Linked DNA regions of Mus musculus: region 1 is linked to region 2. A link is a loop called in an ENCODE intact Hi-C map of the cell type or tissue named here. Cell type or tissue: heart. All regions are shown on one strand. Each heading gives the region's core, and the rest is flanking DNA. Links, peaks and the distances in the headings are about the cores only.

Region 1 (12,094 bases), core at 4,095-12,094, 92 kb before region 2:
ATAAAATAAAATAAAATGGACTCTAATATATAATCTTTTTCCTTTTAGCACTTGTTTCAAGTATTAATAGAGCTTGATTTCCAGTAATTACAAGGGAGCTCACTACTGCCTGTAACTCCAGCTCTAGGGATTTGAAGCCTTCTTCTGTCTCCAAAACCACATTCCATACACTCAAAGAGACTTAAAAATATGTTAATTATTCTATAAATATATCTATAGGTACCAAGAAAGTAAGTGAAAATTTAAACTTTTAAGTATAAATAAGGGTTTTCAAGTCAAATGTAAAGTACAGCCAATCTTAAACCTTATGTTCAATATTTTTTTCAGTCCAGGGATTTGGCCTTTAGTCTTAATAACAAAGCTGGTTGTTCACAGAAAATGAAGATAAACATAATGAGGATTTTAAAATCAATTTCTTTAAGAAAGACTATCAGGCTAATGGTGTGTAACTCATTGGTAGTATGTCATGTGCAAAGACCTGGGCCAGATCCCCATAACCAGCACCAAGTTCCATCATCCCACCTTCCCTCAAAAAGGAAACTATAGCTATGCTGGTATCCTATATTTTTATACTTCAGCTGGCAAACTGTAAAGTCTTTTCTTGTTTTGGAAATAATGCTTTGTGGTCTACCAGATACTCCCAGCCACCAGTACATGAAACCTGTGCTAACAGTACTACCTCCAGTGCCTGTTTTGCTGAAAAATTTGTTTGCCAAACAAACCAGTTATGGGCTGATGATTGCTTTGGTAGAGGAATATAAAGTAATAGTTGCCTTTCTATAACTTTTAGTGTATTTGAAATCACCTATAAAATTCAATCCATATTAGGTAATGAATGAACCTTACAATTAAAGTATACCCATAGACAGAAGAAGTTCAGCTTCTCTTATAAAACCATTTTTTAGTATTTTGACTTCCGGTAGTTTTGTTTGAGGCAGAGTGCAATAGCAAACAGAAATCATTGGGTTTAAAAGTCATTTGAAGTGTTAGATCTTCAGCATAAACAAAAACAAGCTAATTTCTAGACCACACCAATACAACGACTTACAAAGTAAATATTATCTTACCTGGAATACCAAGATCCTCCCACAACACAAATGCAAATGTGCCTTTTCTATTTGAAAGAACGAAAGAAAGACTGACAGATAGACCTGTGTGTGCTCCTATGAATGCAGGTGAACTTGTGCCACTCACTGCACGTTGGAGGCATCTCCAATGTCAGCCCATGTCTTCTCCCCTGTCTGAGACAGGGTCTGATTTGCTGCTGCATATGCCAGGTTAGTTCCATGTGTTTCCAGATTCTCCTGTCTCTGCTTGCACAGGATTTCTACAGATAGAAATCTAAATCCTGCCGGGTGGTGGCGGCGCACCCCTTTAATCCCAGCACTTGGAGGCAGAGGCAGGAGGATTTCTGAGTTCAAGGGCTATACAGAGAAACCCTGTCTCAAAAAACAAAACAAAACAAAAAAAAAAAAAACAAAAAACAAAAAAAACCAAACCAACAACAACAACAACAAAAAAACCAACAACAACAAAAAAGAAATGTTAAGTCCTCATGCGTAGGAGGCAAGTACTTTATGCCCCAGCATCTCCCTGACTCAAATTTGCCTTTCTTTTCTTTTTTATCACACAGCATGAGTGTGCAGGTCAAAGGACAATATAATGGAGTTAGTCTCTCCTAACCTCCATGTGGATCTCAGGGATCAAACTCAGACCCTCTCAGGCTTGGCAGCAAATAACTCTACCCAACTAAGCGCTATTGTCTGCCCTAAATTTTGCCTTTTCTATAAACAAGTTTTGTTAGGATACCTTAAAATGGCTCATGCCCCCTAATGTTACAACAGTTTAACTTTCATGTTTAAAAGCAACCAGGACTAGGGGTGGGGTGAGAAAGTTCAACCTCCATCACTGAAAAACTAAACAAACAAACAAAAAAAATCAACTAAGGTCGATGTGGCACAGGCCTTTAACTTAAGCACTAGGGAGACAGAAGCAGGCAGATCTCTACTGAGTTTGACGCAACTATATCTACACAGCAAATTCCAAGCCAATCATGGCTACAGAGTGAAACCAGGTCTCAAAACAAAACACAACAGAACAAATGCCCTCAACCAACCACACAAGAGCAAAGACACATATAGTACTTCAGTAGTAAACACCGTGACAGCTTACTTAGGTTTGTCTACTAGTCAAGTGCATCTCATCTTCATGTTTCACAACACAAAGTAAGGAAAAAAACATCTGCTTAGCAAAGCATGACGTCACACACACCCAATCATAGCTACCTGAAAGGAGGCAAAGCAGGAGGTTCACAGTTCAAGGCCTGCCATGACAACTTAGTGAGACATGGTCTTAAATAACAACAATAAAGATAAAATTAAGTGTAAGAGGGTTGGCTTACCAGCCATGAGGTGTTCAGTTCAATCAATTCCCAGTACCAGGAAGGTAAAAAACAACCCCACAATATGGACTCACAACCATTATTAATTAAGGTAATAAATACAAAGTACTTTGAGCCAGACATGGGACACACAGCTTTGACCCCCAGCCCCTGGGAGGCAGCAGCAAGCAAACTTCTGAATTTGAGGCCAGCCTGGTCTACACAGTGAGTTCCAGGGTAGACATAGCTAGTCTCCAGGGTAGAAGGGGGGAAAAGCAGTTTGGACAAATGGAGAATCTCTTATAAACATCACCTGTCAATAAAAAAGCTGATGGCCAATAAGCTGAGGCAGGAAACAGGAGGTGGGATGTTGTAAGAAGAGAAGATTCTGGGAAATAATGAGATAAAAGACTGGAAAAACAGAGGAGACCAGCATAACCAGAAGGTTAGATGAACTTGGAGAGACTCTGAGGGAAGAAGGCTGAGACTGAAAGAGAGGTAACTAACCACATGGGAGACAGAATAGTTTAAATGGTTAAATAAGTTACAAGCTAGAAAGGAAATGAGCCAAAGCTTATGGCCTAGGCATTTATTAATAAATATTTATAGTCTCATAGTCTGCCTTCTGTGAGCAGGACTGAAAAAAGAAAAGCTGATATAGTTTACAGTCTTTTCTGGCACATTAGTCTTAAACTATAAGATTAAGATTTGCTGTCTTCTGAAAGAAGATTGAGAACTGTTTAAATGAGTATTTTTAAAAACCTCTATTATAGGGCTGGAGAGATGGTTCAGCAGTTAAGAGCACCGACTGCTCTTTAAGAAATCTTGAGTTCAATTTCCAGCAACCATACGTAATGGGATCCAATGCCCTTTTCTGGTGTGTTTGAAGAGAGCAACAGTGTACTTACTTACTTACACACACACACACACACACACACACACACACACAGAGAGAGAGAGAGAGAGAGAGAGAGAGAGAGAGAGAGAGAGAGAGAGAGAGAAAGAATGGGGCAGTGGCAGTAGACACCTTTGATCCCAGCAACCGGGAAGCAGAGGCAGGTAGATCTCTGAGTTCATGCCAGCAGTTTACAAAGTTTGAGGACAGTCAGGGCTAGCTTGAGAAACCATAAATCAATCATATGGGCTGGAGATCTGGATCAGTGGTTAAGACCAATTGCTCTTTCAGAGAACCAGAGTTTAATTCCAAGAACCCAAGCTAACAATTGTCTGTAACTCCAGTCCCAGGGATCCAAGGCCCAACACAGACCTCCGAGGGTGCCAGACAAACGTGACACTCATACACACCGGCAAAATATTCATGCATGTTAATAACAGAATTAATTCATACTTTAGAAAATAAATTATAGGCTGGTGGTATATAGTTTAGTGACAGTATGTTTTGTAGCATACACTAGACTGGGTTTAATCGCCTACACTGAAAATAAAAAGTAGCCAGATACAGCGGAGAATGCCTTTAATTTCAGCATAGGACAGGCAGAAGAAGCAGGTAGATCTCTGTGAGTTCTGGATCAGCATGAATCTACACCAGTGGCTCTTAACCTGTGGGCTTAAGGGGGTCACATAACAGATGTTTACATTATAATCCCTAAAAGCAGAAAAACTAAAGTTATGAAGTAGAAACAAAATAATTTTATGGTGGGAATTCCTCACCACAACATGGGAAATTATATTAAAAGGGGCTCAGCATTAGAAGGCTGAGAACCACTGTCCTACATAGTAGTACTCTGTCTCAACAAATTTGTGTGTCTCTATGTATACAGAAACACACACAAGTACACTCACAGATTTCTTATCATGTACAAATTATTAAAATGGTTGGAGGAAGAAAAAAAAAAAAAAAGCCTGACAGGGTGGTATACTCCTTTAGATAATTCTAGCATTTGAAGGCAGATGGAACCCAGTTCCAGGCCAGCCTGATCTATAGAGTGAGCTCCAGGTCAGCCAAGGCTACACAGAAAAAAACTCCAAAAAAACTCCAAAAAAAAAAAAAAAAACCAACAACAAACAAACAAAAAAGAATTCTGTTACTTCAAAATAAAGGCTTCCCATTCCGTCTCCCAACTTCACGAATTCTTAAAGCACACTGTCCACAATAAACTGAAAGGTTAGACTAACAAATAAATGCAAGCCATTTTAGAACACTCAGAAGAAAGGTAAAAAAGGTGAATTTAGTACTGTAAAATAATGTCAAGACAGAAAGCAATTCTAATTTTCAAAAAGAACTTTAAATGATTTTCTTCCAAGACCAACAAAATAAATAAGTAAATAAATATTTCCTGGGCTTTTGAAGAGATGGTTTAGCAGTTAAGAGCACTTGTTGCTCTTCCAGAGTACCCAGGTTTGACTCCCAACACTCACATGACACCACCTCACAACTGTCTTTAACCCCAGTTCCAGGGGATCCATTATCTTCTGACCTCAATGGGACCTATATGTACGTTTACACAGGAATACATACAGGCACACTACCCATATACATAAGAAAAAAATTCCTAGAACAAAAATTTTACCGTCTAAATGAATATATAAATGTAATTGAAACCAACTCTATGAAAGGTGGCAGTTTATCCTGGGAATGGATCGTCAAAGATCCACAATTTGCACTCTATCTTATCTTTTAAATAGACAGAAATTTCACTCAATCACACCTTTCCAAAAATTAAAATTTGCTATTGTTTTTTTGCACTTCTGGCAGGGTCTTTTTGTTTTGTTTTGTTTTGTAAGCGAAGCTTGCCTTTAGTTAAAAAAAAAAAGTGGGAGAGAAGGACCTAGCATTACACTTCAGAATATATTTTCACTTGCAAAATTGTTTCTTTATTTTGTAAATGCCCAAATTTCTTGGGTTCTGAGGTGAAAACTACCATAAAAAACATGAGACCTCATGAGTGGAGCAGAAGTGATAAAAGCGCTCTAATCCCAGGACTCAGGGTCTGAGTTCAAGCCCAGCAAGGACTGCAGAGTGAGTTCTAGAATAGGCAGGGCTACACTGACAAACCCATTTTGAAAACAAAAAACATTCGACCACCAACAAACTACAAATCTGTCTACTGGCGTCTAATACTCTTTAGTTTTTGATGAGATTTACAAAAAAAGTGGCTTTATTACTAAACAAAAACCATGAACCACCACTAACTTCTGGTTTTCCGGGTAAGAGTTATCAAAGTTAAACTATTCAACACATTATACATGCCAACCTCAGAGTACAAAAGTGGCAGACAAAACTGATACCACAGCACAATTTCAGAACTATTCACAACTACCAAAAACAAAAAACCGCACCCATTCTTATGTAAACTTTTGCAGTAAACTTCCTGAGCCTCACCTTCGCTTACACCTACCCTCTTCAAAGGTACCAATTGTCAAAAACTCCTAAGAGAAAACGTCCCATAGGGGAAAAAACGACTGAAATGTTATTATATTTAAGCATTTAAACAGGGTTCTTCCTCAGGCTACAGCCATTTTAGATTCAGTATCTTTTGAATTTTATGGGTTGGGAAGATTTAGCATGGAATAAAAACGACTAGTTAAGCCACTTCAACTAATCAAACTTCCACTCCAATGGGACGGAGTTTGGTAGATAACCAGTAAGACAATCTGAAGTTGAAAAGGTCTCCCTACCCCAGAGAACCGCGACTCCGGGCGTGGAAGTTCCCTTTCGCCCAGATAGTCCACATTTGACTTACACGACTTTTTCCTCGTTAAGTTTCTCTTAACTGGAAAACAGAAGCCTTCGGCTCTTATTTTAAAGAAAGGTAAAATAATAATAATAATAATAGTAATGATAATAATGATAATAAAACCCAAGTAAACCAAATCACTCAACCACTATCAAGCCGGAACTCCTGGAGAGGAGCCGGAGCCGCAGGTGAGCGTTTCCGACCGGGAACTGAAGTTGAAGTCGGAGAGCTCTGGAACCGCCGCGGCGACGCTAGTGTGCAAGACTCCTCCCGTTGGCGGGGGGGAGGGGGACGTTCCAACTCGGCGACTCCCAGGTCCCTCGTCCACCCCGGCGGACCCACACCCAACCACCTGTGCAAGACCTTCTTCTAACTAGTTTTCCTAGACGGCCAGTTAGGTGCCGGCGGAGCCCGTGCCGGGACCACTCCAGGTCTCCTTCTGCTCGGTGTCCAGGACCCATACTCACCCGGCAGCGGCGGGGCTACGGTCAAGGACGACTCGCGGCGTCTGAGGACGCGTCCTCAGCTTCTCCGACCAGCAGAGGTGACTAGCCCACAACCATAACAAAGCTCTTCCCAAAATGGCTGCCCGGCCCACAAGGCCCAGGAGGGGGCAGAGCGGGTGGAGGAGGAGCGACGGCCGGCTGGGCCCTCCCTCTGCCGCTTCGGCCCGCCTCCTTCACGCCCACTAGCACCGGCGCACGCGCAGGCGTGAGCTCCAGCTTTCGTGACCCCGCCCGGGCGCCCGCGGCTCGCTCTGGAAACGTTGGGCTGCTCCTGCAGCGGTTACTTCCCGCCCCGCCCCCGGCGCCCTTCGGCGCGACGCCGGTCGGTCCACTCTCCCTTCCGCAAAGCCTTCGCCTCTCCTTGTGCCGCTCTTGGGGCGAGGACCAGCCGAATTCAGCACGCCCCTTTAAAGCTCCCAGCCGGGTCCTCCGGCCTGGGAGCACGTGAATATGGGAGGATATATTTGTACCAGTTCTTCCCCCACCCATTCTTTCTTCACCTTCTCACACCTCGATTGTGAACCAGATGCTTCGCCAACTACTAGAATTGTCAAACAAGTAGCGGAAGAGTGTGTTTTCCGAGCCCTGTACACCTTTGCCCCTCCATTCACAGGCGCGCGCCGTGGAAACTACAGTCCTAGGCAAGCCATAGACACACACATACTCCCGCCCCTCCGGACTAGAGCATGCGCGGCGGTGTGGGCGCACTACCTGCCGGGAGTTGTAGTTCATGGGCATTGCAGGCGTCACGGAGCCGCCAGAATGGAGGGTTGAAATCTGCTCCAGCCCAGTCTTTGCTAATAAACCCCCAAAAGAGTCTATAAGCACTCTCTTGGCTATTGCACGACAGGAAGGGACCGTACAACCTTGCCAGAGAAGGTAATAAAACTGGCGGACAGCGTCTCACTAAAAACGAATGTTTCAGGAAGTTAGTTTTACTGCTTAGAATGGAGGAAGTAGTCAAAAAGGAGTCCCTACGTAAATGAACTCTCCTTTTTGTCTTCAGCTTTTTACACAAGGAGCCAAGAACGCTCGAAGTACTTGGTAGCTGTTCCTTTTGGTCGACAGATGGCAGGTTGGGGGTGGGAGAGGAGACTTAGAATAAATCACACAGAGGATAAATTCAACAATGTTACTTCCTGGATGACCTTCAAGCTCAATGCCCCTAACGCCACACTTTGATTCATAGAATTCTGAATGTTGGGCCCCAGTCTTCTGTATTCCTCAATGTAATTTCTAGGTAATAGAGAATAAGGTAAAAACAAAATCAACACCTCTTTCTCGCCCAGTGGTAGTAATAAAGGACTCAAATGCGGAGGAAGATGTGTCCAGTCGACTCAACAACGTTGTTTTGCAAGTTAAGCGTTCCAGGCAATCCTGCCTTTAAAAAAATAAAATAATTCCGTAGGCCAAATCAGCCAACTCCAAGTCTCCTCCTAGCTTCTTCCACTACTGTTACTGGGGGTTATTTCAGAAATTGTACTCTACTTCCTGAATATGTGTGTGTGTGTGTTAAACTGGTTAGAGATCCCATAACAGAGACTTGTAAGGTATCTGAAAGCTGACTTCAATTAGAATATTTTAGACTAGCCCTCAGCTCTGTGGTTAAAGGCACTTACTGCTCTTACAGAGAACCTCAGATCAGCTCCCAGCACCTATACTGTGGGGAATCCAAGCCTCTCGCCTGAGTGGGCACATGCATGAACATCCACATTAAAAATAATGTAAAATAACTGAGGGAGGGAAGCATTCAAAAACGGAAAGAGAAGAGTCGGAACTTGCTACCGTTAATTCCCATCCGGACCCATTTTCCTGCACTCAGGAAGTGGGGGGGCTGTGTGATTCCAGTTGCCGGAAGTGTTGTTTCGGTGTTTCTGGTTGAATTTGTTCAACTTTTGCGCCGTGTGATGGTGGCAAGTACGTTTCAGGGTTGTCAAGGGTACACTTTGGGAAGGAGGTGGTGGTGGGGTCACTAAGGATTGGTATTGGTATATAGATGTATAGTTACCCCACGCGTCTTAAGGACCTTTTGTGTCTAAATTCCGCTCGTGTCGCTAAAATGTCAGCTAGGAGCTTCCAGTTTGTGGTAGTTGCGTTGGCGAAATGAAAACATTTGGTCATTTTTTTTTTTCGTGGAATGAGCGAGTTGGCCACGGCTTTTAGTTTTTTAATCTCCACATCAGCTTCTGTCTCAGGGCTTCAGCCTGATTATAATCCTCCAAAATTAGAAAACACGTGCTCCACTGGTTACTGAATTCCAAAAGGTGGAGAATATATGGAAAACATTTAATTACATTGCTTGATTCACAACAAAGCGATATTTGTGGCTGCTCTCATTTATAGTGTAAAAATTCCACAGCCCCGAGTACACAATAACTAAAGAGAATATATGATTATTGGGAACAAAAGGTATAACTGTCAGTTTTAAAGATGAGGCACTGGTGCCTAAGAAGTGGTAGAGATGTTTGCTAAATCCAAATGTTCAGTTTCACATTGCTCTTTTTATTAAACCAAACAGCCAAAACTAAAATTATTCTTCAGAAAACAAAAACAGCACAAAACGTATTTCCTTAATATGTGACACTTTGGCAAATAAATACATAAATAAATCAAAATAAATTATGTTTCATCGAAGAGATTTTCTTGACTTTTTGTTGTTGTTGTTGTTGTTTTGGGTTTTTTTTGAGACAGGGTTTCTCTGTATAACCCTGGCTGTCCTGGAACTCACTCTGTAGACCAGGCTGGCCTTGAACTCAGAGATCCGCCTGCCTCTGCCTCCCAATGCTAAGTGCTGGGATTAAAGGCGTGCACTACCACTGCCCAGCAACGACTTCTTATAAATGTATAAAATGTATACAATTAAGCGATATCTTGTTTTATGTATAGGGCGTTGCTTCAAATTCAGCCATCCCCCTCAACTATAAAAATATATGAATCGGAATTGCATTTTCCCTGGACAAAACCCTGAGCAGAAACCAGAATGCTACACTTCATCCAGAAAGTTTCTGGAGCATCTTCAAAGGTTAGTTGAGCACTATTTGTCAATAACTGTTTGGCTATGGCAGATATAGAAATATGTATTCAAGTGAGGAAGGAAAACAATGGGCAAATTATAAATAAGTAAAATATTTACTATGTCAAATAATAACTGCTATGGAGTACTATACATCAGGGAAAGAGAATAGGGAATATCAAGAATAGAGAGAAGCCGGGCATGGTGGCACATGCCTTTAACCCCAGCATTCGGGAGGCAGGCGGATTTCTGAGTTCGAGGCCAGCCTGGTCTACAAAGTGAGTTCCAGGAGAGCCAGAGCTACACAGAGAAACCCTGTCTCGAAAAACCAATAAATAAGCTACAGAGAAACCCTGTCTCGAAAAACCAATAAATAAATAAATAAAATAAAAAAATAGAGAGGACCAGGGCTCTAGTTTGACCCCAGCACCCATGTTGGGTGGCTCACAACCACTGCTAATTCATCATTAAAGGACTTGAAGCTTCCACTGAGGGTACCCACACACATGAAAATAAGAATAAATCCTACCAGAAAATAATAGACAGGATTATATAACATAAATAGGAGGTTAGAAAAGAAGAATGGCCATGTAGGCAGCTGAAGGAAAAGCATTCTTACTGAAGACAAAAGGAGTAAAGACCAGCAGGAGCTCAGTCCCTGCATGCTTCTCGGGGCTCACCATGACTGGTAAGTAGTGCTCCTTTTAATTTCAAAGTGATATTTTTTAAAGAGCTTTTTTTTAAAAATGTGTATGGGTGTTTTGCCTACATGTATATCTGTGTTCCACCTGTATGTGATGTGTGTGGAAGCTAGGAGAAGGTGTAAGATCTCCTTGGAACTGGAATTACAATTGGTTGTAAGCCACCACATGTGGCAGGAATCAAACCTGGATCCTCTGGAGAAACAGCCAGTGCTCCTAATCACTGAGCCATCCCCCCCACCTCCAATTTATTACTTTATATATGTGGTGTTTTGCCTACATGTATTTCTCTGTACCATGTGTTCTTATTTTTAAACTTTGTCTTCTGGTTCTGTTTCCTTCATAGATGCTGAAGAACCCTTTTACAGTGAGACTTGGAGCTGGCAGAATAGACATACTTTCTCTCAAGACATGTCTACTGCAGAACTTTTCCTCTTTGCCTCCAAGAACTTGGCTTTCCCCATCATTTCAAGTGTGTATGAGGAAGATACAATGCTATCATGTGTCACCATGCAACTTTAAAAAGCAGAAGGCAGTCCTTCCTCCAAAGAAACGAAGCACCATCACTTACCTACTCGATAGCCCAAAGCCAGCTTTATATATAACTCTGGCGGGGTTAATCCCCTTTACTGCTCCCCCACTTCTCATGGTAATAACAAAGTCTTATATCCCCGTCCTAGCTTTCACTCAGATGGCTTATGGAGCCGGTTTCCTAGCTTTCTTGGGAGGGATCAGATGGGGTTTTGTTCTGCCAGAAAGTAGTCCAGCCAAACCAGACTACATTAATTTAGCTAGCAGTATGAGTCCTATTCTGTTTTCATGGGCAGCCATCCTATTTTCTGAAAGACTCAATGAAGCCATAGTCACATTAATAATAGGTTTAGGGATAGCATTACACAATGAACTTTTCCTCTTACCACATTATCCCAACTGGTTCAAAGCCTTAAGGATTGTAAGTACTTTAGTGGCTTTTATCTCATTTGTAGTCACTTTAATACTTGAAAATATTTATCCAGAAAAAGGGCCCAAGAGACCCGATTAAATAGAAATATAAAAATACTTTCTTGGTATTATTTACAGTGTCTGTGGAGGCCAGAAGACTGTTGAATCCCCTGAAGCTAGCTTTTTTTTTTTGTTTTGTTTTGAAGAAATATTTGTTTATTTTATATGAGTACACTGTAGCTGTCTTCAAACACACCAGAGGTGGGCATCAGATGCCCATTGCAGATGGTTGTGAGCCACCATGTGGTTGCTGGGAATTGAACTCAGGACCTCTGGAAGAGCAGTCAGTGCTCTTAACCACTGAGCCATCTCTCCAGAGACCCCTGGAGCTAGCTTTACAGACAGTTCTGAGCTACTCAATATCTAGGCTGGGAGCTAAACTTGGGTCTAGAGCAGTACATAGTCTTGAGCATTGAGCCTGTATCTCTTATCCTGTAAAGCTGCATTTTAGCATCACAATTATGTTCCTCCTTTGGCTCCTTCCTCCCCACCCCCACCCCCCCACAGGTAGGAATTTATTCTTCATACATAGTTTTTGTTTTTGTTTTCTAAAGAGTATTTCTTTTAGCCAGATGGCGGTAGTACACACCTTTTATCCTAGAAGAAAGGAGGCAGAGGCAGGTGGATCTCTGAGTTCGAGGCCAGCCTGGTCTATAAAGAGAGTTTCAGGAGAGCCAAGGCTACACAGAGAAACCCTGTCTCAAAAAGTTACAGATATCCACCTGCCTTTGCCTCCTGAGTGTTGGGATTATAAAAATTATTTCAGGGCTGGTGAGATGGCTCAGTGGGTAAGA
Region 2 (12,380 bases), core at 2,833-10,832:
GAAGTATTTTTTAAGACAACTACTTTAAAGTGTGTGTGTGTGTGTGTGTGTGTGTGTGTGTGTGTGTGTGTGAAGGCCTACCTGCACAGGTCTGCCTCCCAAGGACTGAGATTAAAGGCATGTTCTACTATGCCTGGTTACATTTTTTAAAATTCTTGTATATACGCATATTATCTGTGAGTGTGTGCACATATGCATTCAGGTATACAAGGTGGTCAGAAGAGGGGATTGAATCTCCTGGAGCTGGTGCTACAGTGTGTGTCATCCTCCTGACACAGTGCTGGGAATTAAACCCAGGTCCTTTACAAGTGCACCAAGTGTTCTTAACCACCCCACCATCTTTCTAGCCCTGTTCTAGTTTGTTTTCTAACACTGTGATAAAACATCATAACCGAAAGCAACCTGGGGAGGAAATGGTTTATTTGCATTACACATTCCAATCACAGTCCATCATGAAAGGAAGTCAGGGAAGGGACTCAGGTAGCAACCTAGAGGCAAGAACAGGAGTGGAAACCATGGGGGAACACTGCTTATTGGCTTGTTTCTCATGGCTTGCTTTCTTATACAACAGAGGACCACATTCCAAGGTGTGGCATTGGGACGTTCTGGACCCAATCGTACCAATCATAAATCAAGAAAATGCCCCAAAGATTGGTCTATAGGATAGTCTGATAGAGGCAATTCTTCAGTTAAGGTTCTTTCCAGTTGACTCCATTGTGTCAAACTGCCAAACAAAACTGATTGGCACAATCTCCTAGAATATACTTTTGTCTCATAGTTTCTGTGAGTTACAGGTCTACTTTTAGCTTTTCTTGTTTCTCTGTCTCAGGATCTCACCAGGCTCCCATCAAAGTAATGTCTGGGCTTTGTTCTCACTTGGAGACACAACTGGAGGATGGGCTATGCAGCCAGGTTCTTCTTTTTCCCATTCTTTATATGCTCCCCCCCAGTTTTACTTCCTATTACTAGATAGGAGAGAAGAAAGGATAGAGGAGAGAGGGAGGGAGGGAGAGAGAGGGAGAGAGGGAGAGAGAGAGAGAGAGAGTGAGAGAGAGAGAGAGCTGAATCTAACTTCCTTGAGCATGACTACTAACAAAATGCAACCAACACCCCTGAATGACCACCAACAATCAACCCCTCTCTCGGTACTCTAGCATTTATAAACCCTCTGAAAAGCTCTCAGAATTCCAAACATCACACAATCACAGAAACTATCTGCAGCTGACAAAACCATGCCTCTTCTAGAGCATGAGGCAAATCATAGTCAGCTGTTGTGGACAGTCCAAAGCAGCCTCATAGCTCCACACCTGGGATTAAAATGAAAACATATTTTTATAATATGTTATAACATTTCTATGTTTTTTGAAGAAACAAAAATTTCAGAATTATCACTACATTCTTCCACCCCGTTTTAAGCCATAAATTGTGCTGTGTATAGAAACAGAGACATTTACAATGAATTAAGTGCTTCTCAGGTCAGTGGCCAAGGTTTTCAGGAGACCTCTCCTGCTCATTTCTAAACTTGATCATTTTTGATGTTATGCACAGTTTTTCATTTCCTGTGGAAATATAAACAAATTCATATCCCCAACAGAAAACTTTCACTGGCTTCCATTCAACACATCCTTAAAGTATATAAACTAATTTAATGCCACAGTTTTTTGGTTTTTTGGTTTTTGTTTTTGTTTTTTAATAACCTGGTGACTCTCTCTTGCTGAGTGTTGACGTTTTATGGTTTTTGAATTACTCCTGGACTGAAATGGCTTGTAAATTTTGCTGTGGGGCCTCAAGCTAAGCACTCTTTTTATTTTCCCAACAGCAAGAAAAGAGATATCCAGTTGCCTTGGATATCTCTTTTGGATCTGCATTCCCAATTGTGGCCTTTGTTGAATCACATACACATCCCAGGAAGCCCAGGTGTTCTTTCTGGTGTATATTTAGAAATACCTTTCTGGTTTTAGAAAAACTATTGCTCTTAGAGCTGCCTTGCACAGAGTTTTATTGCAAATGACCACATTTCCTACAACTAAAACACCAGGCATTTTGAGATCTGAAACCTTTAGTGGGTTGATTGCTATTCTTGGTTATCAACTTGACTATATCTGGAATAAACTACAGTCCAGAGATGGAGAGTACACCTGTGATCCACATCTTGAGGCTAGAAGACATGCACCTTTAATTCAGATCTTGAGGCATACCTTTAATCTGGGCCATACCTTTCTGCTGGAGGACTGCATAAGGACAATGGAAGAAGGAAGGGTTTGTTCTTCTTCACCTGCTTGCATTCACTTTGCCAGCACATCTTTTGGAGCTTACTTCTTCAGGATCCCCGCTTATACAGAAGACCAGCTGAACCATCCAGCCTCATGAGATTGAGGAATTTCTAGATTCTTGGACTTCTCATTCATAGCCATTGTTGGGTTAGTTAGACTGCAGCCTGTAAGTCATTCCAATAAATTCCCTTTATATATGTAGATTCATTCTGTAAGTTCTGTGACTCTAGAGAACCCTGACTAATATAAGCAGCTTAGTCATAGTCTCTTTGGTCTTTTTGCAATGACCATATTTCCTGCAATTGAAGCACCAAGCATTTTGATATCGGAGACTTATAGCTATAGATTGGCCTATTATATTAGCACGGTACATGTTAAAACAAATATTGGTCATATCCCTTGTCCACTTGTCTATAGGTGCTGCTTATCCTTTTAATGGTCTAACTTTTTCATTTGGTATTCACATTTTCAAACACCAAGTTTTCTATCAACACCCGCCTTTCTTGCATCAGGGTTTGGTATGGTTTTGTTCATTTCTAAGATTAATCTTTGTTTAAAAAAAAAACAGTGAAGGCTTATCCAGAGACTTGTATAATCTTTGTAAATAAGGTGGACTTTTTCAGGGGTCTTCAATTTTGTCCCAAGCTTTTAAAGCCAGTAAGTCCATTTGTTCTATAGTAACATCATCAAATTGAATCTGTTCTTGTATATCAGAGTGCTACCCATAGCCTAGCAACTGATCTTCTACTATATTCATCCCCTTGCAGTATTTCACTGTTCAATAGTCTCTCCACCGTGTTAATCATTGCAGCTGTCACCAGTCTTTCCCAGTCTTGGGGAATAATTCTATTTTGAGTAGCCCAGTTATTTAGAATTTGTTTTACATATGGCGAATGCATCCCATATAAAATCATGGTCTCTTTAAAATACCTTATCTCTGTCATTTCTATAGGATGCTATCCTATCTTGTCATAAACTTGTTCCAACCACTAATAGGCATATACTGCATGACTACTGGGAAAGCCTTATTACTTCAGGCTGCCCCTCCTCCAACTCTGGCAGAGTGGTTGTATCAAGATTAATCCTGTCTCAAAATGGGCTATGATCAGAGTGCCTTCCTGCTTTTTTAGCTTTTCTCTGACCTGACCACCCTGTGGCACAGTTTCAATCCCTCTTTCCTCCCGGGGGAAACTCCAGCTCGCTTGCTCTGTCACCAGGACTGAGCCTTCTTGTTCTCTCTTCCCTCATGCTCCTCACTTTCTAAGTGTTCCCATCTCTACCTGTAACCTCGTTGCACAGCCAACTCTGCAATCATTTCAGAAACAAGAGAGCAGAATGGCTCATTTTGGTTTCCCATTTCAACAATCTTATGTTTCTCAGGCCCCTCCATTTCCACCTGTGGTTTTCCCAACTGCTCAGTCATTCTTCCAACCTTTTTATGAAACAGAATATATAAAGAAAAAGAAAAAAAAACAGAAAATCTTCTCTGGGAGCAAAGTGGGGGATATCTTAGCAGTAGCAGCTATAATACATTTTTGGGGGGTATCTTGAAAAGAAATATTTACTCCTTTGTTCCCTGCCATTTTCTCTATGCCCTTGAATGACTGCCTCTCAGGGTCCTAGCATTATATATTCTTTGAAAGTCCCCAGAACTCTAAATGCCACACAATAGCAGAAACTCTGCAGCTGATAAAAATCACACCTCTGCTAGAGCGCAAGGCAAATCATAGTCAGCTGCAGCAGACAGTCTGAAGCAGCCCCATATCCCTATACCTGAGACTAAATGAAAACATATTCTTATTATATTTCTGAGTTTTCAAAAGAAGTCAAAATCCCAGAATTGCCACTACAGATCTATTTCCAAACTAACCCCCAATCTTGGGCAGAATTACTTTTTCCTGGATGTAGGACTGTGTAAATGCTTCAAGGACTATTTTAGTCTGTTTTGTTGGCTATTGGGCTAGAGGCTCGCCTAGGTTCTTGCAGGTTGCCATTCTGTTTCCTGCCACATGGACCTCTTCATAGCCAATGTAAAAAGTGAGTTTTGTAGCTAAGCTTGATAGTACCAGCTTGTAAATGAAGAACTTGGGAGGAATAGAAAGAAGGATGGAAGTTCCAAGCCAGCTGAGTTACATACCCTGCCCTGCAATCAAGGACATTTCCGTCGTTAAGGACATTGTGAGTTTGAGAGTAAGACTCATACCAAGATACCATCTTATATGATGTAACATAATCATGAAAGTGATTATATTGTAGTTAACTCATTAGAATCAAGTCAAAGGGTGAAGAGTACACAAAGGTGTAAATCCTGGGGAAGGGGTGACTATGAGAACCACCTTAGAGTCTGTCTATCACAACAGCCATTCCTTTTTTTAAAAAATTTATTTATTTATTTATTGTATGTGAGTACACTGTAGCTGTCTCCAGACACACCAGAAGAGGACATCAGATCCCATTACAGATGGTTGTGAGCCACCATGTGGTTGCTGGGAATTGAACTCAGGACTTCTAGAAGAGCAGTTAGTGCTCTTAACGGCTGAGCCATCTCTCCAGCCCCACAACAGCCATTCCTAATAGTCAAAGATGAAGAAGTAGGATGTGATTCTGTTCTCAAAGCCGAGTCAGTAGATAATCCTTGTAGAAATGAGTGTGCCTAAACCTAGAGGAATTTATTTAGAAAGGACCACAGAGTTAATCAGTTTGATTGATGGAGATCAATGTTGGAGAAGCAGCCTTATGAAACATCAGCAACAACCTCAGGATACTGTTTGTTTGTTTGTTTGTTTCCTACCTATACTGGGTTACACTGCTTTGCAGGGGTGAAATAGTAATTTATTTTTGTTTCATTTTGTTTTGAGCAGGACTAGTGTTTCTCTTGAATTCCCTTGACACACTCTGTTTATGTAGTTTTGGGATCAAACTCAGGACTGTGTGTATGCTGAGCAAACACTCTACCAACTGAACTACATTCCAAGCCCCAAAACAAAAACCACTTTAAAAAAAAAAAGATTCTAGCCCCCAGAAAAAAGGAATTTTAATCTTCTCCTATGTGGCCACTCCAGATTCAGCATGTGTTTCTGTTCTTCGTAAGCAAGAGTGTGCTGGCCCTATCATGTAGCAGAGATAACTATAAATAGTGGCAATAGTGGCAACAGCATGGGCTAATAGAAAAAAAGAGGCAGGCAGAGAATGGATTTTGGATGGTGGCCTTGCCTTAGAAAGTGTACACTTGACTGGGCGGTGGTGGTGCACACTTTTAATCCCAGCACTTGGGAGGCAGAGGCAGGTGGATTTCAGAGTTCAAGGCCAGCCTGGTCTACAGAGTGAGTTCCAGGACTACAGAGAGAAACCCTGTCACCAAAAACAAAAACAAAAACAAACAAAAAACAAAGAAAAAGAAGAAAGTGTATACTTCATCTTGAGCTTTATTTTACTAGTCTAAGCAAAGACAGTATTACAGAGATTTTTATGAGAGTCTTTGGGAAGATGGATCCTAAGAGAATAAGACTTGATGCAGGGGAACTAGTTGGGAGAATTTCCCACTTAAACAGGTGAGGGAAGGCGGAGCTGGGTAAGTTAGTACAAATGGGATGAAAGGAGAAGGCAGATTGGAAAGATATCGAGTTTACAGACCAACAGGCCTTGTTCATTATTAGATATGAGAGATGAGAAGAAGGAAGGAACCAAGGATGGCTTTCTGTTTCTACCGAGTCAACTGGATGCATGGGGAGGACCTGGGACAGGGAACGTAGAAGATAGCTTCATGGGTTGTCCCACACACTGCTTATGTGTGTGTGTTCTGGTACCTCACAGGCCTTCGTTTGAGTTCTCTTTGCACTATAACTCACCCCGTTCCCTCCACTGTACAATGAACACTGCAATGACCTCATTATGTGTATGTGAATTGAATGCAGTGTCTGAAATCAGTAGGCTCCATCGTATTAGTCATTATTACTGCTCAGAAAGGGTTCAGGGAGGAGGCTAAAGATACATGAATGAAACAGGCAGGAAAAGCTTCTGGGAATGAACTCTGGTTAGGTCAAAAGAGGAAAAACAGCGTTGTGGCAGACTAGCTGAAGCCAGAAGGAGGCCAGGCATGGCTGAGCTGTCTGCCACGTGTTGTTAAAGCAGATGAGTCATTGGAAGGGGCAGGTCAGGCTGCCCAGGCCGCAGCAGGCTGGACCGTGTCTACAGGATGACTTCATTGTCAGTGGGAAGCCCAGATCTTCCAAAGCCTTTTTAGTCTCGCACCCCTAAGGAATACATCACTTCTTTTACAGGACTTTACACACTGTCACACTGTGTGGAACTGTCAAAGGCAGTGTAAACAAGACAGAGCGACAAGAATGGGAACCCTCAACTAATGGGAGGGTTTATTGGGACATATTGATATGTCTGTGACTGGGCTCGTTTCCCTACATCTCAGTCTCCTTATTTCTAACATGAGGATGAGCTAACTAGTCTCTGAAGCGTAGGGGAGAACTAGGTGAGCATCTGCTGGTAAATAGAGTGTTGGTGTCCCCCCTCCCGTTGGAAGTCTTTTCCCAGTCTGGACAGCGTTCAGTCCGGCAGGCAGTGTGTACCAAAGGGATGAATGGAAGAATCAAAGGGCGTCCTGCAGCCGACGCGGGCGCGCCGGGAGCCCCGCCCCCTTCCGCTTCAGAGCGCGCGGCGCGGCCGCGGGCGGGTCTTCGCGACCGTTCGCCAGCGCGTGCACGGCTGGCCGCGCTCTGTGGGCGGCAGGCGGGCTTGCCGTGCACGCGCGCGAGGGGCGGGCCGGGCGGGCTGGCGGGCCGGCGGCTGGCGGCGGAGCCCGCGGCGGCGGCGGGTGGCCGGCCGAGCGTGTGCCGGGCGGCGGAGGGCGCGGCGGCGGCGGCTATGCTGCCTCCGTGAGGCGCGCCGGGAAGGTCTCGGCGCCTCAGCCCACAGGAAGCGCGGGGAAACCGCGGGCCGGGTGCGGGTGGCTTCAAGTGCCCGCCGGGCCATGTTGGCCGCGGACCGGGTTTGCCGCGGCAGCGCTGCGGCCCGGGGCCGAGCCAGGCCGGCGCAGTCGCGGTGCTAACGCCCGCGGGGCCCAGACGCGGAGATGAAGCGGAGCCGCTGCCGCGAGCGGCCGCAGCCGCCACCCGCCCGCCGGGAGGATGCGGCTCCGCGGACGGCCGAGTTGCCCCAGCCGCAGTCTTTGCCCCCGCGCCGGCGAGCGCCGCCCGGGAGGCAGCTACTGGAGGAGCGGAGCGGGCCTTTGGGGCACGACAGCAGGGAGCAGGTAAGGTGGGCTGGGGTCCGCCAGCGAGGGTGGGCGCCGTGGGGGAGGGGTCCTCGCGGGAGGATCGGGCTGCGGTGGTGAGGGTGGGGACTACTGAGTCGGTTAGGAGGAGTGGGAGGTCTGACGAGGCTGAGGAAAGGGGAGTGGAGAAATGAAGGTGGGGGCCTGGGGTTGCAGTTGGACGTGGGGTAGGGCGGGTCTGAGGAATGAATAAAATGGTCTTGGGGGGTAGCCTGGGGCTCTGGATGGAGAGAATGGGTGCTGGAATGTGGGCAGGGTGAATGAGCAGCAAAGAGTAGGTTTACTAAATGGAGTTATCTAGAGGCGTGAATAGTTTTAAGGGAGAAATGCCAGTTTGATAGTGTTGACTGGTCTTAGAGTTTATCCCCACAGTTATAAAAACGGGGCATTTGCAAGCATTCTCATTTGGTGGCCATTATACTTTTATAAGCAAGTATTCAGAATCGTTAACGTTCTCCTCAGTAACTATCTACCACTTTAAAACCACTATAAAAAGTGCCTGAATGTGTCCAGTCTCAAGGCCGGTGCTGTGGACAGAGAATCTGTAGATGAAGGCTCTGCTTTCTAGTTTACCCTTAATGGGAAAAGAGATAAAATGTAAAAGTACTCATGGGATTCTCGAATGTACAGGATGTGTAATTTAGTAGACAATAGTAGGTGTATTTATGAGTAGGGAATAAAGGTCGCCAATATTAGGATAAACTTGCTACTCACAGCTGAAGGAAGTTCAGTGAAACGATATTGACAGGGACTTTGTAAGATACGTAATCTCGTTGGATTTTTAGAAAGAATGTTCTGTAGTAATGAACTCCCCTGACAGCATTGCTTTTGTACAGCTTTGCTTCAGACCCCAGTTGAGACCCCATCTTTGAGGCTTTGAAGTTCCAGGTCTCCTATCTTGCTCCTCATATAAAGTAAATGTTCCTATGCATCATTGCTTTGAATTACACTCTGTTAGCCTATGGTTTTAAAATTTTCCGCTTTTTGTCTCCCCACTTGATTCTTTTGGTCTTTGTCATGGCTTCTAGACTGCTGACTGTGTAATCCCCCTCTAGTACCCGTTCAAAACTTTTGAAATATATTTCCTCTACTGACTTAGTTTACCTGGTGCGGTTGACCTTAATGCATGCTTCAGTAAAGTGCTTAAGGCTGTTTGATTCCGCCCCGCCCTTATTTTCTTTTTAAGTTTTTTTATGATTTACTTTTAGTTTTTATGTGCACTGGTGTTTTTCCTTCAAGTATCTCTGTGTGAGCGTGTCAGATTACCTGGTAATGAGCTATATACAGTTGGAGCTCTCACATGGGTGGTGGGGAATTGAACCTGGGTCCTCTGGAAGAGCAGCCAGAGGCTGAAACTCTCCAGCTCCGATTCCCCTCTTTTCAAAAAAGATCTTTTTATTTTCACTTTTTTGCAGCTATGAGTGTTTGCCTGCATGTATGTTAGTGCTTCATATAGTTTGGAAACCAGAAGAGGGAGTCATATCTCTTGGAACTAGAGTTGCAGACAGTTGTGAGCTGCTGGTGGCTGCTGCGAACTAAACCCAGGTCTTTTGCAAAGCAGCAAGTATTCATAATTGTTGAGTCATTTCTCCAGCCAGCTCCCCTCTTTTTTAGAGATAATTTCTATATTCACACATCCTTAACAGTCACAGAGGAAGAACCGGCTATCCTTTTCTCTGAGGCTACATCGTTGGTACACACACCCTTTGTCTGTTAAAAGTCTTACTTATATTGTTCTTTGCCCTATAGCTTAAATAAAAAGTATAATTTTCTTGAAACGTGTAATTTCCTCTCTCCTAATATGCTTTATCTTGTTGCCTTTAACCAACAACATTTTGGGGGGGGCGGTGCGAGTTTCGAGACAGGGTTTCTCTGTATAGCCCTGGCTGTTCTGGAACTCACTCTGTAGGCCAGGCTGACTTCAAACTTAGAAATCTACCTGTCTCTGTCTCCCAAGTGCTGGGATTAAAGGCGTGCCAATAATCTTCTTGAATTTGTATTTTATGTCAGTTTCGTGTGTGTGTGTGTGTGTGTGTGTGTGTGTGTGTGTGTGTATTCCTAATATTATGGTTTGCCTTGTATACTTAGTGCTTTCCCCAAACTGCCTTCAAGGTCATGAGTAACTTTTTTTTGGCTTGCTTTTTAAATTGAGATTTGTTGTAGTTTAATGCATTAATCTAAGGTTCATTTAGTGTGAAATTTTACAGACAAATATAACCATATGTCCATTATTCAGGCCAGGGTAGAGGACGTTTCCAGTTCTCTTACTTTATCCTATTGATTACCCTTCGTTACTGCAGTTAACCACTTTTCCCACCCCAACAGCATAGATTACTCTTTAGCTAAAACTCATAGAAATAATATCGTGGCGTTTGTACTCTTTGTTACTGAATTATTTCATTAAAATAATTCCTGTGCATTCTTCTGTGTTCCTTATAGAAATACTTTCCTTTTTCATTGTTGTATAATTTTCCACAGTGTAGCCATACTAAAACTTATTTTGCAACTTAAAATAAGGTGTGTCTGCCTGTGAAAACATTGTGAAAGAGTTACAAAGAGAATTCTGCTAATGGGTCAGTGAATTTTTTTTTAATGTAATTAAATTTGATAGTTTTCCCAGGTGTCATCTTCTCACTATGTGAACTATTTGCCATTGTTGACCATGTGTTGTGGTCCTGCCAACCCTCCTCCTGGGAATATTCATCTCACTAGTGTTTCTTGGACTGTTCTCTTGTGCTTTTTTTCATTCCTTTCTTAAAACATTCTTTGAAGGTAATATGCTTGGTCCAAATGTTGGTTCTTTCTTGTTCACCATTCTTTAGCAAGCTCCTGCATGGCAGGGGATGGCCGGAGAGCAAAGGTCTGTAGTCTTTCATTCATATATTGATTATAGAACCTCCTGGTAGAGGCATTTGAGTCTTTAAGCCTGATTGTCTCTTTAGATCTATGTTGATAACTTTGTGCTTAGTGTATCAAAACAAAACTCAGTGCTATGGAGGGGGGAGAAAGGGAAAGTAGTGTGTGTGTGTGTGTGTGTGTGTGTGTGTTGAGTCAGAGGACACCTTTGGATATAATTCTTCAGACACCATCCACCTTTTTTTTTTTAAAGATTTTATTTCACATCTTTCTTTCTTTCCTTTCTCTCTCTCTCTCTCTCTCTCTCTCTCTCTCTCTCTTTCTTTCTTTCTTTCTTTCTTTTTTAGCTTTTTGAGACAGTATTTCTCTGGGGAGGCCTGGCTGTGCTGGAACTCTTTCTGTAGGCCAGGCTGGCCTTGTACTCAAAGAAATCCACCTGTCTCTGCCTTCTGAATGCTGGGATTAAAGGCATGCACCACCACTGCCCCAGCTTACTTTCCTCTTAAAAATTATGTGTACATGTGTGTTACTTGTGGGTATGTATATAGGATTTCAGGTGTCTTTCAAGGTTAGAGAAGGTGTTGGGTACCTCAGAACTGGAGTTATAGGCAGTTATGAACCTTACCATGAGTGCTGCAGGCTCAGTTCAGGCCATCAATCAGGTAGAGCAGCAAGCATTTTTTAACAGCTGAGTCATTCTCCCACCTCCTATTTGTATTTTGAGACAGAGTTTCTCACTGCCCTAGAGCTCATCAAATAGACAGTGCAAGCCAGTGAGCCCTGCAGATCTGTCTGGTTTTGCTTTTTAAAAAACAAAAACAAAACAAAACAAGGTCTCACTGTATGGCCCCTGGCTGCCCTAGAACTGACTTTAAGATCAGATTGGATTCACACATACAGAGATCTTCCAGCTTTCACCTCTTATGTGTTGGCATTAAAGGTGTATGCTATCATGGCTGGGTTTGTTTCTTTTTTTTAAGCTTAAGAAAAATACTATTTGTTTGCTTGTTTGTTTATTGTATGTGTGATGAAACATTTAGAATCTTCTAAGCCAGGTGTAATGGTACACAGCTGCAGTACTAGTAGGACTGGGAAGCTGATACAGGAGGCTCATGAGTTCTAGGCCAGTCTGTGCTATGTAGATTCTTTTTAAATAATGACAAAAACCCTCTTCAACTTCAGATGTCTGTTGTGTTTATTGTCATTGCTAGTCACTCCTTTATGCAGTATAATACCAGAATTTATGAATTTTTCTGTCTTCGGAGACATTATTAGCTTATTATTCACAGAATAAAGCGTGAAGACCTTGGCAGTCAAGGTGTACTTGAATTGTTCACGTAAAGAATTTAGATGCCCCTCTGGGTTTCTTAGCGTCTGTGCTTTTGTCCCCCTCTGCTGAGATGAGCTTGTTTTCTTAGTAGTAAGTTCTTAGAAGTTCACACTGTTTTATTTATCTTTGTGTACATAGGTTCAGAATAAATAAAAATAACTACTTGAGATGTAGTTATTTGTGTGAATATTTGTTAGAAACAGATGATTGCTTAGTGGATACCCTAACTGGCTGTCAGTGTCTTATCAGTGAACAAACTTCTCAAAGGCTTTCTTCTTTACTGACTTGTCTCCAAGCCTTTGAATTTTGTTTTGTTTTGTTTTTGGTGTTTTGAACTAGGGTTTCTCTGTGTAGCATTTCATGTCCTGCAATTCACTCTGTAGACTAGGCTGGCCTCAAACTCAGAGCTCTGCCCACCTTTGCCTCCCAAGTGCCTCAACTCTACCTGGCTTGTAATATATTCTTTTATCCATTCGTAGGTATGTCATAGATGCTTAATAAGTGTGGAATGAAAGAAAATTTAAAAAAAAACCCAGTTCTACTCTTTCCTGTTAATTTGTGTTATATAATTCCTATTACTTTATCTTTCTTTCTTGGGATCAGCTTTAAATTTGTCTTAAAGTCACTGACACAG

Evidence for each region. Peaks named below come from ENCODE experiments on the same cell type or tissue, not always from the same donor. Only the 100,000 strongest peaks of a DNase experiment are listed, where the experiment ranks them.
Region 1: a loop joins it to region 2, with 7 times the contacts of the local background. A loop is called at or near these places in 6 of 42 quality-filtered maps.

What each region holds. Positions count from the first base shown.
Region 1 is chr4:116,552,280-116,564,373 of GRCm38, reverse strand. It overlaps Tmem69 (transmembrane protein 69), which reads left to right and starts at 8,431. Exons shown (of 3, transcript NM_177670.4): 1 at 8,431-8,501; 2 at 9,471-9,606; 3 at 10,645-12,094. The coding sequence starts at 9,565. The coding sequence ends at 11,340. It overlaps Gpbp1l1 (GC-rich promoter binding protein 1-like 1), which reads right to left and starts at 6,716. Exons shown (of 12, transcript NM_029868.3): 1 at 6,546-6,716. In heart, for the core only: a CTCF peak has its summit at 6,665 (motif pointing right); DNase peaks (open chromatin) are centred at 6,763, 7,273 and 8,423; H3K4me3 peaks cover 4,208 bases; H3K27ac peaks cover 3,710 bases.
Region 2 is chr4:116,458,895-116,471,274 of GRCm38, reverse strand. Mast2 (microtubule associated serine/threonine kinase 2) reads left to right here and starts at 7,052. Exons shown (of 30, transcript NM_001369061.1): 1 at 7,052-7,539. The coding sequence starts at 7,360. In heart, for the core only: a CTCF peak has its summit at 7,494; DNase peaks (open chromatin) are centred at 6,414, 6,974 and 7,584; H3K4me3 peaks cover 2,592 bases; H3K27ac peaks cover 2,023 bases.